Regions from separate parts of the Mus musculus genome. Here region 1 is linked to region 2. A link is a loop called in an ENCODE intact Hi-C map of the cell type or tissue named here. Cell type or tissue: heart. All regions are shown on one strand. Links, peaks and the distances in the headings refer to the core of each region. The heading gives the core; the rest is flanking DNA.

Region 1 (8,134 bases), core at 1,455-6,454, 560 kb before region 2:
ACCACCATGACCAACATTATTTTCTTTTGCAGTGCCCCAACACTTCTCAGAGCTAGACCCAAATCACTTAGGGAACATTTGTGCCTCAGTAACTTGTGAGACAACTGAAAAAGCAATGTACACAGACTGTAAGAAAACAGGAATTTAAATTACATTCCCTTTAAATTATAGACAAGCAAGTGGCACATCTATTTATGCTTTTTTTGTATTTTATTTTTGTTTGTTATTGTTGTTGCTGTTGCTGCTACTGCTGTTGGTGGTGTGTGTGTGTACATGCACGCACGCATGCACACACGCATGTGCATGTTCATGCATGGCTGGTGTGTAGAGGTCAGAGGATAACTTGAGTTATTTCTTATCTTCCACTCTTGCTCAGTCTGTCTTCTTATCAACCCAGGGCCGTCTGCCCAGGGGTTGCACTGCCCACAGTGGGCTGGGTCCTCCCACATCAGCCACTAATCAAGAAAATGCTCCATGGGGTTGCCGACAGGCCAATCTGATGCAGACATTCTCTCCACTAAGGTTACCTCTTCCCAACTGACCTAGCTTGTGCCAAGTTGACAGAAAACTAAACAGCAATTAGAGCGGCCAGAGAAGAATCTCTCAAAGTTGGGGCATCCTCAAAGGTCTCTAGTAAGATGGAAGATGGATAGCGTGAAGTCCCTTGAGCAAGTAGTTAGTGTCGCTTCAGTCCTGAGTTCTAGCCCCGTGAGCCCCCTTCCACAAACTGCTTTAGGCAGCAGTATGGCTAATAAAATATGGAGAGAGGTCTCTGGTTGGATCGCTGAGAAATGTCTCCCTCAAGCTACAGAAGTTCTGGTGCTGGCAGCTCCGGAGACTGTGACGGCACCCAGAACTGCAGCTGCCATTTTGACTCCGGCGAGGAAACAATTCAGACTACAGAGGGGGAAAAATGTAAGGTAGCTGGCTTCAGTGACATGCTTGAACACTGAGTCCTGGAAGTACCCATCTCTGGACTTCCTACTGTGGGAGCTGATACCTTTCCAGAACTTTCAAGCCCTGGAAATCTGGGTTTCCTGTTGACCACTACTCACCAGTCTCCTTCCGGGTAATCCAACAATGTACATTTAGGAAACAATTCTTTTTATTCAGAGTCTCTGAGGAAGCCCATGATTCTTGGCTCACCCTGGATCGGTGCAGTTTGCCAAATTCCCTTCTCTGAGGAAACCTTTTTTTTTTTCCATAGAACCCAATTATATCTCACAGAACACACGTGTGCCAAAAACCACACTTCTGAAAAGCTGCCTTACATCCCGTCTCAGCGGCCCCCAGCCCCCACCGGCCTGCAGAAGCCTGTGCACACAGACTCCCACCTCAGCACAGAGCCCACATGTGTTTCTGCTCAGTGGGGGAGACTAAACGGAGCCAGATGTACCTGGGCAGCCCACAGCAGAAGCAATGATTTAACATCCTAGGTATGTGGGGATTAGCTTGCCTCAGAGCTCCCATGGAGGGGAGGGCCTTGCTTGCTGGCCTGCTAATGGATTCAGCAGAGATGCCTCACAGGCCGGACACAGCGTGTGGCATGTTTTGTGTAACATGGAGTATGCACGACACGTTCTGCCCATGACTATGCTGGTGTATATGCCTGTAGTGGTGCGCAGTGGAGCTGCATCTGCAAGCACTGTGCGTATGACAGCTGTGGCCATGATGGCTGTGCTGTGACTGAGACGTTTTGATGAGTCTGTCCGTGGTAACTGTATTTTGTTCCTGGGATGACCACCACTGCCTTTCCATGGCTCCTGGAACAGGACCTGCTTTTTCCACTGAGGAGCCCTCTGGGAAGCTTCCCATCTGCCTTGTTCTTTCTTAGCCCCGCCTGAGGATCCCCGACCCCACTGGGTTGTGTTTTTGTTTTTGTTTGTTTGTTTTTACTGCATGACCAGCCATTTATGCAAGACCATGGTCATCCCTCCCAAACTGGAGCTCAGAGACCACTCAACACATGATTTCCAAATGGCATCCTTTGGGGTTCTTTGGTGTTTGCAATGTACTTGAGCCAGGCTTGTGTAGGGATGAAGAAGGCCAAGGCCCCTGTCTTAATCAGACCATGCTAGCCCTTGTTTATTCTCTCTATCCAGGAAAACCAGTTAAGCTACTGACTGGCTGTCCTGTATCTTACCACAGATGAGGTCTTTTCCCTCGGAATGTTCTAGAATCCCTGGAGAGTCGTGGGCCAATGGAGGGGGTCAGGCCAGGCAAGGGGAGATACAGCCCACAAAGTCAGCTCTTTATTCTCCCAGTTGGCTTTGCCTGGTGTGACCCAGGAAAAGGGGGCCTGCCCTGTGTGTCTGCCATGCAGTCGGGCAGCCACAGACAGCATGCTTTTCAAATTCTGGGCCCCTGGCAAGGAAGCAGGAGGCAGGCAAGAGCTGAGTACAACCTCGGAGGTAGCCTGGGTTTTATTTGCTCAGCTGTGGTCAAAGGCCAATGCTGGCCACCCACACCGGGCTCGGCAATTTCACCTGAGGACAACTGTACTTTTAACTCCCGAGGTCCTGTGATGCCAAGGGTATGGATTGGCATAGGTCCGGCAGTAGGTGCTTCTAGGGACTCCCTTAGGCACAGTGGACACATGCCTGTGGCCCGATACTCTTGGCACCCACCAAAACATAATGGTTTTATTTCTCTTAAAATGAAAAGAAGCAAATTAATTTTTGGATCAAGTCTTTTAGTAGAGCATGTTTTTCATCTCTGCCCTTATACATTTGTAAAATAATGTTACTGTGTTGTAGCAACTCCATATCTGTAGAGGAAGGCCTGTGCTTTAGAAATGTATCACTAAAATCAGGATAAAGGCATGAGGTACCCTGAGGCTGTGACAGGGAACATCGGGGTTTTATCAGCTTGGATGCTGTAACAGTGCCACCAAACAGGTTGTGTGGCTAGGAGCTGTTAAACAATGCAAACTTGTTCCATCGGCTCACCACCCTTGAGGAGCCCAATAGGGTGTCAGAAGGGGTGGTTGCTTCTCTCTCTCTCTCTCTCTCTCTCTCTCTCTCTCTCTCTCTCTCTCTCTCCCTCTCTCTCCCTCCTTCCCTCCCTCCCTCCCTCCCTCCCTCCCTCTGTATGTCTATGAGTGTGTATCTCTGTCTATGTATTCCCTCATGAAAACACCCATCATACTGAATTTAGAGCTACCCCAATGGCTTCATTTTTAACAGTCATCTCTTTAAAGACCTTGTCTCTAAATACAGCCCCATTCTGGGGTCCCAGAGTTTAGAACTTCAAAACTTCAACACAGGAATTACAACTCAGTTCTAAATAAAGTATGGTCACTCCATATTCTTCCCCTGAAATCCTTCCCCTCCCTCCCTCCCTCCCTCCCTCCCTCCCTCCCTCCCTCCCTCTCTCCCTCTCTCCCTGTCTCTTCTTCCACCACCCCCCCCCCCCCGCCCAGCTCTCTGCTATTAGAGGAAACACTCTTCAACTCCCTGTTCACTCTATAGTCCTGGGAGTCAGCTGATGTCACGACTGGCTTTGTACAAGCTAGAGCTGCCAGATGGGACACAAAGTACTGCTCGTGCTGGGAGTGGACTGAGGTCTCTTCCCTTTGGATGCCAGAGCTTGATGGAGCTGCACTTGTGGATACTCGGTGTTCTGATTCTTGGGGCCATTAGGTGGTGTCATGAGCTGGTAGAACTCACAGAGACAAAGAAATCCTGGTCTACCTGCTCCATTCTCCTCTGCCCCATCCTCACTGTGCCCATGTTATAGAGTCTGTCTTGGGCTGTCTTGATAGTGAAGGAGGTAGATTCCCTAGTTTTGAACAGTAAAGGATGTGGGCAGATCCTGATCTCTGGGATGCCAGGGATTCATAATGTTTTACTAGGGCTTTGCCAGGGGAAGATGTTTAGAGACTCAGGAAATAGCTTCCAGCCACTGATGTTTCAGTAAAGGCTACAGAGCTGGCTCAACTCTCTGGGAAGTCCAGTACCTCTCAAGCATAATGATCTGGTAGTTATGGTGAAATTAGCTTGGATTTCAGATAGGAACTCCAGAGGGTAATCTAAAAATGAAGACAAAAGAGGAAGAGGAGGAGGAGGAGAGAGGAGGAGGAGAGAGAGGAGGAAGGGAAGAGAAGGAAGGGGGAGAGGACATGGGGAGAGAGGCAGAGAAGAATAGAGGAAGAAGAAAGGGAACGAACAGGAAGAAGAAAAAGAGGAGAAAGGGAGGAGGGAGGGAGGAAGAGGAGGTGATGTGGTGATGTAGAGGTAAGGTTGTATCTGAGCTGCCCTCTCTTGTGCTTGCCCTGGTGTAATGACCTGACCTTCTCCAGGCTCTCCAATGTGGATGCACAAACCTTCTCACAGCTCAGTAATCTTATCCTGGTGGGTGGTTTCAGAGTCAGAGTTGGAGTGGGGGCATGGATGTGATCATTCCAGATCTATGACAGACACTTATCCTGGGGCAGGAGGGGCAGATCCATGGAACTGGTCTGGGGTCTGGTACCCGGACCTGAGAAACAGGTGATACAGGGGGAAAGGATCTAGGGATACACTCTACATCTCTCTCTCTCTCTCTCTCTCTCTCTCTCTCTCTCCCCCTCTCTCTCTCCCTCTCCCTCCCTCTCTCTCTCCCTCTCTCTCTCTCTCCACCTCCCATGTATAATAAAGTAGCAGAGCTGGAAGCTGAAGGACTAGAATTAGCTCTTAGCAGATGGGTAAATGATCTCGATGAATACCTGCGCCCGTGTTCCAGTCTTGGGTCTGGGGTGGCAAAGACAGGAAGACAAGTGGCAAATGTGCTGCTATAAGACAGGCTCATGTCCTCTTTGAAATAATCTTATTTTTTCCCTCATCATTTAAAAAGTTGAGACTTATTTAAAATATATACAGAAAATGCAGCCAAGTGGAAAAAAGGTAGACTTGATTCCAGTAAATCCCCTAACCAGAGACAAGCACCATGGGCACTGTGGTCCATCCTTTTCCCCTGCACCACTTCCTGTGTGACAGACACAGCAATTCAAATGCAGAGTGGAGTGACAGAGGTCTTCTTTGGAGCCCTCATAACTACAACAGAGGGTGGTCAGTAGTATCAATTTTACCTCTCCTATGACATCATTTCATGGTAGCTGAGCCAGGGCTCATAAGGAAGGCCACCCTGTCCTCGGAAACAAAGTTGGCTTTGACAGATAGCAAGGTGGCAGGCAAGGTGCTTTAGATGGGTGAAGGAAACCAGCTAAGTCATAAAGGTGAGAGCCAAGTCCATGGCTTTTCAGCATTGGAGAGAAGCCAGAGCAAAGGGATATACATTGGGTGTGGGCCTGTGCACCATGCATGTGTTAGGGTGGGTAAGGGGGAAGCAGCAGCGCTGAGCTGGCTGGAGTCAGCCTTCCAGAGCCATGACGTATGAGACATAACAGCTCAAGCTGTCTCTCCAAGGCTCCCGGGAACTACTGAAGGCTTGTGTGTGTGGTGTACGTGTATTAACATATTCATGTGTGGTCATGTGTACACAAGGGTACCCATGGACATGTGTGTATTAGTGGAGTATGAGGGCCACGTCTGGTGTCTTCTGCAATTGGACTGCCTCCTCTTTTGAGACACCACCTCTTACCGCATCTGGAGCTCATTAATTCCTTTATGCTGGTTAGTCAATGAGCTCCAAGGAGTGTCTTCTCTCTTCATCTCCAGTGCTAGGATTGCAGACGCCTGCTCTCATCCCTGACTTTTTACCTGGGAACTGGGGATCCGAACTCAGGTCTGCATGCTTGTAACACAAGAACTTTACTGACAGAGCCATTTCTCCTGCCCAGGCTCTCCAGATACAAAGGGATCTTTTAGTGAGATACTAGACTCCACATGGAGAAACCACAGAGCCTACCATGAGTCTATTAGATCCTCTGACCCTAGTTCAATCCCCAGTAAAGGGAATGGGACTAAAGTCTGGTGGGTTTGGGAAAGTTACTCTATCCCCAGATGCTCCTGGATTACAGTGTCCACAGAGGATGATGGAGGTCTGAATACACTAACCCAGCCACAGGAGACGAAGGAAGTGGGGTGTAATTTAATGGCAGCAGCCGCTACCCAGTCTCCCCTCTCTAAAGCCGGGCTCAGCTGACTGAGGGTCGGTTCGCTTCCCTTCCAATGTGAGAAGGGGCCTCTTTGTGACTGAAACTGGGTTGACAATGCATAAGTTTTCACTTGGGTGTGCTCTAGGATGACTGATGCCGTGTGATATGATCAGCCTCATTTGACAGGCGTCACGCTTTCTGCACTGTCCTGCAGGCACTAGGAAATATTAAATAGACGGAGCATACCTGGCTCAGCTACCAGGAAGTGACATCACAGGTGAGGTAAAATTGATATACTGACCACCTCTACTGTGGTTGTGAGGGCTTCAGGGCTACCCGTGGGACCTTTAAACCGTGAACCTTTATGTCCAGCATTGGACACATGGCAGTTATGTGCAAACATAGGAGTGTAGTTCACGAATAGCCACAGCAAAGACAAACATCTGACAGCCTGTGGTTGAGAAGGAGTGAACTGATGGTAGATCAACTTGCAGATGAGCAGAGGAGGGTGAATTTTGCTCGCAAGTTTTGTCCATTATGAGTTGAGGCTGAATGCTGCAGGCTATCCCAAAAGAGGATCTAGGACAAGACTGAATGCTGCAGGCTATCCCAAAAGAGGTTCTAGGACAAGACTGAATGCTGCAGGCTATCCCAAAAAGAGGTTCTAGGACAAGACTGAATGCTGCAGGCTATCCCAAAAAGAGGTTCTAGGACAAGACTGAATGCTGCAGGCTATCCCAAAAAGAGGTTCTAGGACAAGACTGAATGTAGCTTCACTAGGGAACAAGTTTGCCGAGAGTTAAGAGCACAGAGACTTTCAGCCGACACACAGGATTGAAGTTGGGAGAAGAAGGGAGGGAAAGGTGGAGAAGGAACTTTGAGACTCTGGCACTGGTCTAAGAAAATCTGGACCATGTTTCTCAAGTAACATTATTCTTAACATTACTCCACCTTAATCCTGGTGGCCCCACCCTAGATTTCAGGTTATGGTTATCTACCTCAAATGGACACCAGCCTCATGGGAGATGGCAGGTGTGACTTGCATAAGCAGAGTATGAGGACCCAGAGGGCACAGCTAGTGGCTGGCAGTCAACTCTCCTACACAGGCAGAGGCCTGGGAGGGGCGCCCCTGGCTGCAGTGGCAGACTCCATTGGAGAATCTAGCCCTTCTGAGGACTAACACACTGTGGCCAAGAAAGGAATTCCTTAGAGTGCCTCACTGCTGACAGAGAGGTGTGTGTCAGCCTCACTGCTTTTAAGCCCAGGTCACAATAGGATGTGTCCAATCTAGCAGAATTTCAGAATGTAAATACCTGAATAACTGGAGCCAGAACCAATACTGGAAGAGGGGAGCACCAGAGGTCTGGACCTGGACATCCTTCCCTCCATAGGCAGCTGTGAGGCATGTGTGCTGATGATGGCAGAGATGATGCCGGACTTACCCAATAAGCTCATGGTACATTGAAGCAATGGGTTGGAAATGCAGTGACCGTGCCTAGTATGCTGTACATCCCAGCACAGTGCTGATCATGGCTCCTAAGACTCAGGGCTGCGGCTTGATGCAGCGCCCGGGATGGTAAGAGTCACCATACCACTTCACTACCAGTCTGGGAGAGGAAGGAAATTAAAACCAGAAGTGTGGCTTCTACTGAATGGACCTAGCTTCTGCCCCAGAGTGAGGCTGAGAAGCTGTAAATCAAAATGTCCTAAGTTAGGGGCCAAGATTTCGAGTAAGATGATGGATGAGAAACTAAGTCTGTGAGATCAGATGAGAAGCGAAGATTTAAACAAAAACAAAACAGTAGAGCCCGTTTCTATAAGAGGAAGAGCTGAAGAAAACAGAAGTATGCCTTAGTGGGACTTTCTCCAAGATGCCTGCGTCGCGGCTCATGTGTGCAGTTCAGCTGGAGCTGTCAATACATGTGTGGGTATCAGACAGAGAGATAGCCAGAGAGAGAGAGAGAGAGAGAGAGAGAGAGAGAGAGAGAGAGTCTTACCTGTGGATAAGGTGTGCAAGGAGAGCGAGCCAGCATGCAGCAGGCTATAGAGCAGGATATGACAGGAGCCCAGAGCTAAGCCATCTTCAGAGCAGCCATT
Region 2 (8,134 bases), core at 1,850-6,849:
GCGGTGAGTTCCATTTTCACATGCCTTTTGGCTCCAGAGCAGAGAGGCAGGAACTGGCACCTGGTGGCAGCCTGGTCCGGAGGCCATATTCACTGCACGCTGCACAGATCCTCCCATCAATGCCTCCCTCTTGGCCCTTGGAATCCTTGCTTCCTGGGATTCAGACTCGGCCCCCACCTCAGTCTTGATGGGTAGGAAACTAGAGGCACTTAAGCCTGCTGGAAAGGTGGGTGTAAGCAGAGCCTGCATTCCACAACCCCCAGTCTGGTGGGTTCGGAAGCTGCCTTCTGAGCCAGGGGGAATACAGGAACCTGAGTCGACTTGACAGAGTGGACTTTCCATCTCTGTTTCCACCCAGGCCCTACTGCTGCTGAAGCTGAGACTGGGAACTCAGGGAGTAGACAAACACCAAGGCTTGATCAGTGTTATGAGACTTAGCCTTTAGTTTACAGAGGGCTCAGAAAGGGAGAACAACTTGCCCAGGGCTACACAGAATTTCTGGATAAGAATGCAGAGTGGCTGGCTAACAAGATGCCTCGTTAATGAGAGTCTGAGCAGCATGTGGACAAGATTGACAGTTCACTTTCCTCTGGAGGGGACAGTAGTGTCCCTAACTGCAGGCAGTAAGTGAATGTCATGATGTCCTCACTCAGCACACAGTAGGCACTAAATAAACCATCCCTTCTAGGACTCCAGAGGGGGCCAGCTGGCCCAGTAACCCCTTGAGCAGAGAAACAGAGATAAGGAGGGCCTGGGAATCCCAGTGCTTCAGGTGTGGGCCCTCAGAAGAGGCCTGGGTGTGAGTTCTTAGATTTACTGCCCTCAAGCTGTCATGCTTGGTGGGCGGGGAAGGCTGAAAGCAACATGGGCTCTGTCCTGCTAGACTCCTCCAGCCTCTGCAGCTACTTCTGGATTTCCAGGTGTACATGTAGGCTAGAAATAAGGGGTTGGGTACCAGCAAGATGGCTCACCATTGGTACACCCTATCAAGACTGAGGATCCAAGTTCAATCCCTAGGACCTACATTGGTGGAAAAAGAGAAATGATTCCTCAAAGTTGTCCTCTGATCTTCATGTGTGTCCCTCCCCTCAAATAAATAAATAAACGAGATGTAATTTTTTAAAGAAAGGGGATGGGACAGGCCTTCTTCTGGGCAGGAGCTTTTGAACATGAATGTTCACCATAGGTCACCATTTTCTCCACTTCTTAGAGGTGACTAGCTCAGGTTACTTACAAATTTGGAGAAAGACCCACAGAGCTGAGTGCCCTGACTTGGTGGTCATCAAGGGAACGGGAGCTGGCCCTGCTGTTGTTTGGGTCTATTCTTGCATCTTAAGGCTGACAGGGGCTTTGGTGCTGAGGACGGTGGTGGCCTCCTGGGTGTGCTGATGCTGTGCCTGAGAGCAGGATGCCTGTGGCTTCTTCAGCAAACTGATTTCTCATCTTTCAAGTCCAGCTTTCCAGGATTTCTCAGACTGCCCTGCCCAACCCGGGCCATCCACAAGCTGGGGTGGAGTCGGGGGAGGTATTCTTCTTGTTGTTGTAAATGTACTGGGACCAGGCCATTCCAGTGTCCCTAGAGGTCTGGAAGTGATTTCATGCCACCCACTTTCCCCGGGGATACTCAGCTGCCACCTGTGGGTGGGTGGTGGAGCAAGTTGCTAACAGTTCATCTCTTGTGACAGGTCCGAGGACTGAGGCCAGAAATGAGCACCGCCCCCACCCCACCCCCACTTGCACCCGAAAGCAGCAGGAGTCAGAATTTGCCTCCAGAAAGGTAGCTTCCCCCCCCCCCCCCCGCACCCAGATACCCTTGCCCAATGTCCCTGTGGACCTGAGCTGCAGTCTACCCTCAGGAATTCCAGGCTGAGTTCTCAGCTGCCAGACAGTCACAGCTTTGAGAATGGATTCAAAGCGAGCAAACGCATTTTGCCTTCTTGTCTTGGTGATGGAAGGAGTGATCTCTCTGGCCCTGAAGGAGTTCAAGCCGAGGTCAGATCAGCCAGCCCTCTGAAGGATATTCTAAACTGGGGGTCTGTGATGGGGGGAGCTGTCCGGCCGGCTCCCCTGTCGGCCTGCGGTGCGCTCTGATCACCACCCAGGAGGCTCAGGACTCACGAGTCTGCGTGGCACGTCTGCGCTCCCCTGCGGACCTCGTCAATCAAACTGCCGCCTTGGCGAGGCCAAGACTTCATCCGCCCGCCCCAGGCCCTGAGAAAGACCCCCGCCCGGGCTGCCTGCCCAAACCCGCCCCCAGCGGTGTCATTGTTCTCTGACGTCACGCGGCGGCTCCGCCCCTCTCCCCCCACTTTTCCTCCCCACCTCCGGTTCCCCCGGCTGGCGGCCAAGCAGCCTCCGACGACCCGGCAGTGCAGGGCTCCCCCCGCGGCCCGGCCAGGGCTGCGCCCCCTTGCGCTCTTCCCAACTTGCCTTTGTTATTCCAGCTCCCTTCCTCGCCTCGCCTCCGACACCGTGGCTGCCTGCAAAACGCGGAGCACGGAGTTATCGCCACACCTGGAGTCCCTAGCGGGCTCAGACCCAAGCCTCCCCCGCCTGTCCTGAAGGGGAGCGCGTGCGCGCGCGCGCGCGCGCGCGGGTCCAGCCTAGACGCTTGTTGTCTTTAGGACTACATTACCTCTAATCGAGAGGCGGGTGGGGTTGAGGAAGGGATGTGGAAGAGTAAGGGGAACATGTGTGGTATGTGTACGCGAATGTGAGAGGTAGTGCACGGGGGAATGCCTCGTGTTTTGTTTTGTTTTTAAACGTACCGGGGGTGGTGTACACTATATTTGTGTGTTCAATTGTATGACTCCAGGTGCACGGGCATAACTGGGATGGAAAGTGTGTGTACAAGTGTGTGGAGGGGGTCATGCGTGCTATGAGAAGTATGCGTGCCATGCTGTAAGGTAGGCGCAAACCCGTTTGCCGTTTGTGTAGGAGTTTCTGTGTGAGTGGTAATGGACAAGAGCCAAAGGGAGTGCGCACTTGGATACACTTGGGGGCCGGTCTGTGAGGGGAACCTCCGCAAGTGAGCGCACCTAACTGCTTCGTGAGTGCTCTTCGCCACTGTAGGAGTGGAGCCCAGCCCTGGGCTGTGGGCTTGGTTGGGTTATTTCCACCTCTGCAAAGCGGGAGCGCTCGGCTCTCAGCGCCCCAGGCGCTCCCTACCAGGCACTAAGGCGTCCTTGCTCTTAACTTCAAGTAGTAGTGGGTATTTATGGTTCTCGCTGCACCTCTCGCTCTTTCTCAAGATGTCAATGGAGGCGCACTTTAGTCTCCCCTGCGTCACCGGTGGTAGTGAAGGTTAGGGTCCTCTCACCCTCTCTCACCCTGTTTTAGGAATAATCCCAAAATCTACATGGAAGTTTCGCACACAGTGTCTCATTAGCAATCCAGTCACCCCAATTCAGATAGCTGACAGCACCTGAGGTCTCAGTGCACTCCTGCAGGGGACCAGTAGGAAGCGGGGTACGCCTTCTGGAAGTAATTTTGCTCCTACCAATGTGATCCCTTCCTAGGCACATCAGTCTCTCCGCTCCAAACTTATGGGATGCGGAGAGGGGGGCGTTAAAGAGCAGCGAAGGGAGGCGAGAAGAGGGACGAGAGTGAACGAGCAGCAGAGGAGGGTGAGGGTGGCGCGGTGCCTAACAGGGTTCGGAAAAGAGCTGAGACCTGGGAACGGAGAAGAAAGGGAGGAAAAGAAGGGAAAGGAGAGAGGCGGAAAGGAAAGGAAAAGAGAAAAGGAGAGCGCAGCGAGCGCGCAGATGGAGAGCGAACCAAGGCAAGCAGAGCTGCGCGCCGGAGGCGCGGCACTCCGCTCCCGCCGTGACTCCGTGCCGGCTTTTGCGGGAGGCCGGCGGCGCGGGGCCCTTTGGAAATAGAATAGCCAATGTAATCTGACACTTCAACTTGCTCGGCTCCGGGCGAGTTGATTCACTTACTCACCCCCTAACGCCGAGTTCCTTTTCACTGTCTGTGGACATTAAAAAAGCGAGCGGCGGCGGCGGCGGGCGCCCGGGAGAGCAAGCTGCCGGCCGGGCGAGCAGCGATCCGGCTGCAGAGCAAGCGAGCAGCGCCCGCGCAGCGCGCTGACCCTAGCCCCGGCCGGTGAGGAGCCGGAGCCGGAGTCGGAGCCGAGTGGATTTCCGCGCTCTCGCTGCGCTCCTCCCGGCTCCAGCCTGCCCTACACGGCGGTGGCGGCGGCGCGTCCTCCAGCGGTGGCAGTGGTGCTCGCAGCGCCCGGTAAGTTTGGGGACAGAGCCAAGCGCCCGTTAACACCGAGGCTTCCACCCGCTCCCGGCGGATCATCGGGGTGCGAGCGCCGTGTACTATACTAGGGCTTTCCTCTTAAAGGTTTAGCTCTGGCCGGGCGAAAGAAGCCAGCCGTGCAGGCTCGGCCCGCTGCTCTGGCCGCCGGGGGCGGAGGCTCTGGCCACCAGCGAGCGCCCAGCTTGTGTAGAGCGGCTCCGGATGAGCGCGGGGACCCGGGGTTCTTCGGGTGTACGGGGCGCCGGTGCGGTTGTGCGCTCGGACTCGGTGCCCGCCTCCTGCCGGCGCGCCTCCCAGCCGTCGCTCCGATCAGTCGGGAGCCAGCCGGGATACGGATTCGGAGGAGGGAGGAGAGGACCCGGGAAGGACTGGCTGCTTCTCCCTTGCCTCTTTTGGAAAGATGTGAAGTTGTGCTCCTGTGTGCGTAGGAGAACCTCCGGGAAGGCGCTGGATTCTAGGGTGGCAAGGGTTGGTGGTGTTAAGTTGTGCCTCCGAATTTCTATGGAGAACACACTTTTGTACATGGGAGATGGGGGCGCGGTTAAGTTGTTTTGGGGGGAGAATAGCCCAGGGAAACGCGGCGCGTGGCTGAAGCAGGACACGTTGAAGAGATGTGTCGAGGCTTCTCGTTCGGGCTTCGGAAGCCGAAGGGGCTTTCAGGCCAACGCCTGGCCGGGGCTGCCCCAGTCGGGAGGCGAGCCCAAGGGGAAGATGTGTCTGTGTGTGTGTGCGCGCGCGTTGCAAATACGAAAGTAATTTCCCCGTGTTCTTTCTTCCTCTCTGTCTCCGGCGGCGGTGGCCCCGGGGGAGTGGGAGGCCGACCCGGGAGGAGATTGAGGGGCCGGGCCGGAGCTGAAGCTCGGTCCGGATTGTGGGAGGGAAGCTCAGAAAGCTTGTTTCACATTCCTGGCGTCAGGGCCAGGGAGAAAACAGTGGGGAGCACGGCCTCGGTGTCGCGGTGCAGGCTGCGGGAGCGCGTCGCCCCCTGGCCGGAGACATCTGTCCAGGAAGCTGGCCAGGCGGGGAGAGGGCGCGGTGCAGAGGGCAGGCTCCCCGCCCTGGAGCGGTGGGGGCGCGGGAGAGGGGCGGCCTCCTCTCCCGGCCATTGTGCGCCAGCAGATTTTCACGGGAGACTGCCCCGAAGCCGCGGGAGAAGGCCAGGAGCCGGCCACAGCCTCCGGTTTAAAAGACACTCCAGGAATGTAAACAACCCGGGCGGGAGGGCTAGCGGACAGGAGCGCGCCAGGACTGCGGGCTTGGGCCCCCCACCCTCCCCCGGGGACAGCGGATCGCCGCGGCTACTCTGCCCTTCCCTCTACCTGCCGAAAACTTTTCCTTTCTCTGGTTTACAGTTCCACCTTGTGCCTCCAGCCCGGAGCAGGGTGAAGGGCCTCTCCCACAGCCCGGGCTCAAGGAGCCGGGCATCCCGGCACCCGACCCGGGAGCCCTGGAAGGCCCGGCGGCCAGATCTCTGCTTCGATGCCGAGACCTCGGTCAACGTCTCCCCCGGGAACTGCAGCTTCTTGGGCTGGCAGTGCTAAGAGTAACTGGGGCTCTGAGCCTGCCCGCCTGGATTGCTTGCTCGCGTTCTCCCGCCCTCCTTCCCGCGGCTCCTTCCCCCACGCTCTCCCCCTTCCCCTTTCCCCTGACTGCTTTTCCAATGCCCTGACATGAGGGAGGAAGATTTAACTTGGCAGCCCAAACAAATGTTCTCTCTGAGATCTCCAAGAAGCTGGCTGGCGGCTGGGCTGGCGGGGTGAGTGCACCGCTCGGCCAGCCTTTCCCTCCTCTCTGCACTGCCAGGGACATTTGGAGCCCCGTGGGTGGACAGCCCCGCGCATGGACACTGGGGACCAACCCCCCGGATTTGGAAGGGCGGTCTGTGAGCTGCGCCTGTGGAAGCCCCTGCCTTGGCGTTACATAGAGAGCCATTGGCTCCAGCTGCCTCCTGGTGCCAATGGTTTTCTTAAGCAACAGTTTGCTTCTGCTGCAACCTGGGAACTGGGCCTGGTAGACCAGAGGGTTGACTAGTGCAGTCTCCTCCCTCCCTCGTGGGTGTGAGGACAGGCTGGTTACACAGGGCAGGGCAGGAGGCCAGAGGCTGGTCCCAGAGGTGCCTGGTTTTGCTTATTATTGTTTTTTTGAAGGTACAGATAAAGGGATGGTGGCTGGGGCTGGAGAAACAGGCGACTTGGTTGCTGGTGAATTCCGGGGCCTGCCTCTCTATGCTTGTGCGGTGACTGGAGTGTGGAAGAGTTAGTTGCCTGTGAGCTTTTGGGAAGTTTAGATGAGGGCGCAAGCTCATGGCCTTTCTTATCCGGACTGGTTTTTTAAGAGGTCCAAAGAAGGGGGAATTCCTGGCCCCAGAGCGAGGCAGAGGGCTTGTGAACACCCCGGAGCCTTGTGCTGACCTTTCCCTCTTCAAGAAGAGGATGTGGAGACGCCAGCATCAAACAAAAGGCACATTGAAAGCCCTATCTATCTGCCTAGGAGCGTGTGCAGCGAGGAGTGCAGTTAGAGGGAGATGGTGTTGTCCTCTGAGTTTTATGGGTTTTGGTTGTTTTGTTTTTCTCCAAAGGACAGAAGCATCACTGGCCCCAAGTCACACGGTTAGGAGACCTCATCTTCTCATACGAATCAGAAGTTTAGTCTTGGGAACTTGGGAACTGGGGCTGGGGGAGGAGCTATAGAGTTTTCAAGACTTGAGCTGCAGTTGTAAGACTTTCTGAGTACTGCTCACAGTCTCACAGAGGGGACTGGACTTATTTTTAAAAAAAAGTTTAAATAAATAGCCTTGTCTGTGCAGAAACGGCTGCTGGCTTCTTTGTGGGGACAAAATGTTCTTTTTTTATTTTTTTCATTCTAAGGGAAAGTCAGGGAGAGGGATCTAGGGCAAATGAAGAAAGACCTAGAAACTGGGGTTTGGCTCCAACACCCCCTCCAACACACACACACACACACACACACACACACACACTCTCTCTCTCTCTCTCTCTCTCTCTCTCTCTCACACACACACACACACACACACACACACACACACACACACACACATGTAACACTTCCCTAGCCATAGTAATCCCACATTTTCATCCCTGGCTACTGTTTAAATGACCCAACATGGCATAGTTGTCCACAGGTTCACTCCTATCAAGAGCTGGAAGGACCCAGCTGAGAAGATCCACAAACCTGAACTTTGTATATGTCCTCTGGGGGCAAGGGGAAGCTTGGATACCTAGTTTCAGCCCCAGGTTCATTGGGTAGTTTTGACCCAAGTCTTTGGGTAAAATGTTGTAAGAAATCTGTACAGCAGAGAGTGAATTTGGGGAAACATCTTTGGGTATGGTGGCATGATACCAGCATGGTAAGGCCTGCTGGGATAGTGACTGGGTCCCATAAATTTTCATTCATAGCTGCTCCTGTGGGTCCTTGCCAGGCCCCTGCCTCTCTTGCATCTTTATGAGATTCCTAGGGTTTTGTGTAGATAACAAAGGCTGCTGCCCTAATTACCCCTGACCCTGACCCTGTGGCTGCAGTTTCTCCTGGTGACTACTGGATCCTCTCAGCAGGACACAGTGGCCTCTACCCAAGCCCTCTCTGGGGGTTGGGGGTGGGGTGGGGTGGGAGCATCTTTGTTCTGAAGATACCCCGAGGCTGGGGTTGCCAGCCTGCCTGGGTGCATGAAGCCTGGAAGCTCCAGCCATGAGGCTGAGGTTAGGCCCTTCCTCATGGAGGCAACACACAGCCAACCTACCATAGACACTGGACAGGGGGAAAGAAAACCCTACCAGATGGCTGTGGCTTGCTAGCTGTGTGGGCCAGGAGGTCACTCTGCTGGGCCTCAGTCTCCTGATTTGTAAAATGG

The links. Hi-C counts contacts between places; a loop is a spot of excess contacts. Peaks named below come from ENCODE experiments on the same cell type or tissue, not always from the same donor. Only the 100,000 strongest peaks of a DNase experiment are listed, where the experiment ranks them.
Region 1: it touches region 2 in a loop (2.6-fold over the local background); 4 of 42 quality-filtered maps call a loop at or near these places.

Annotation. Positions count from the first base shown.
Region 1 is chr14:24,899,501-24,907,634 of GRCm38, forward strand. No RefSeq gene overlaps it. Among named protein-coding and RNA genes, the nearest start is that of Gm41110, 13 kb to the left of the region's middle. In heart, for the core only: a CTCF peak has its summit at 3,634; a DNase peak (open chromatin) is centred at 3,541; H3K27ac peaks cover 2,517 bases.
Region 2 is chr14:25,455,315-25,463,448 of GRCm38, forward strand. Zmiz1 (zinc finger, MIZ-type containing 1) reads left to right here and starts at 3,871. Exons shown (of 24, transcript NM_001310666.1): 1 at 3,871-4,242. In heart, for the core only: CTCF peaks have their summits at 2,406 (motif pointing left), 4,216, 4,415, 5,254 and 1 weaker place; DNase peaks (open chromatin) are centred at 2,447, 3,917, 5,147, 6,247 and 1 weaker place; H3K4me3 peaks cover 5,000 bases; H3K27ac peaks cover 5,000 bases.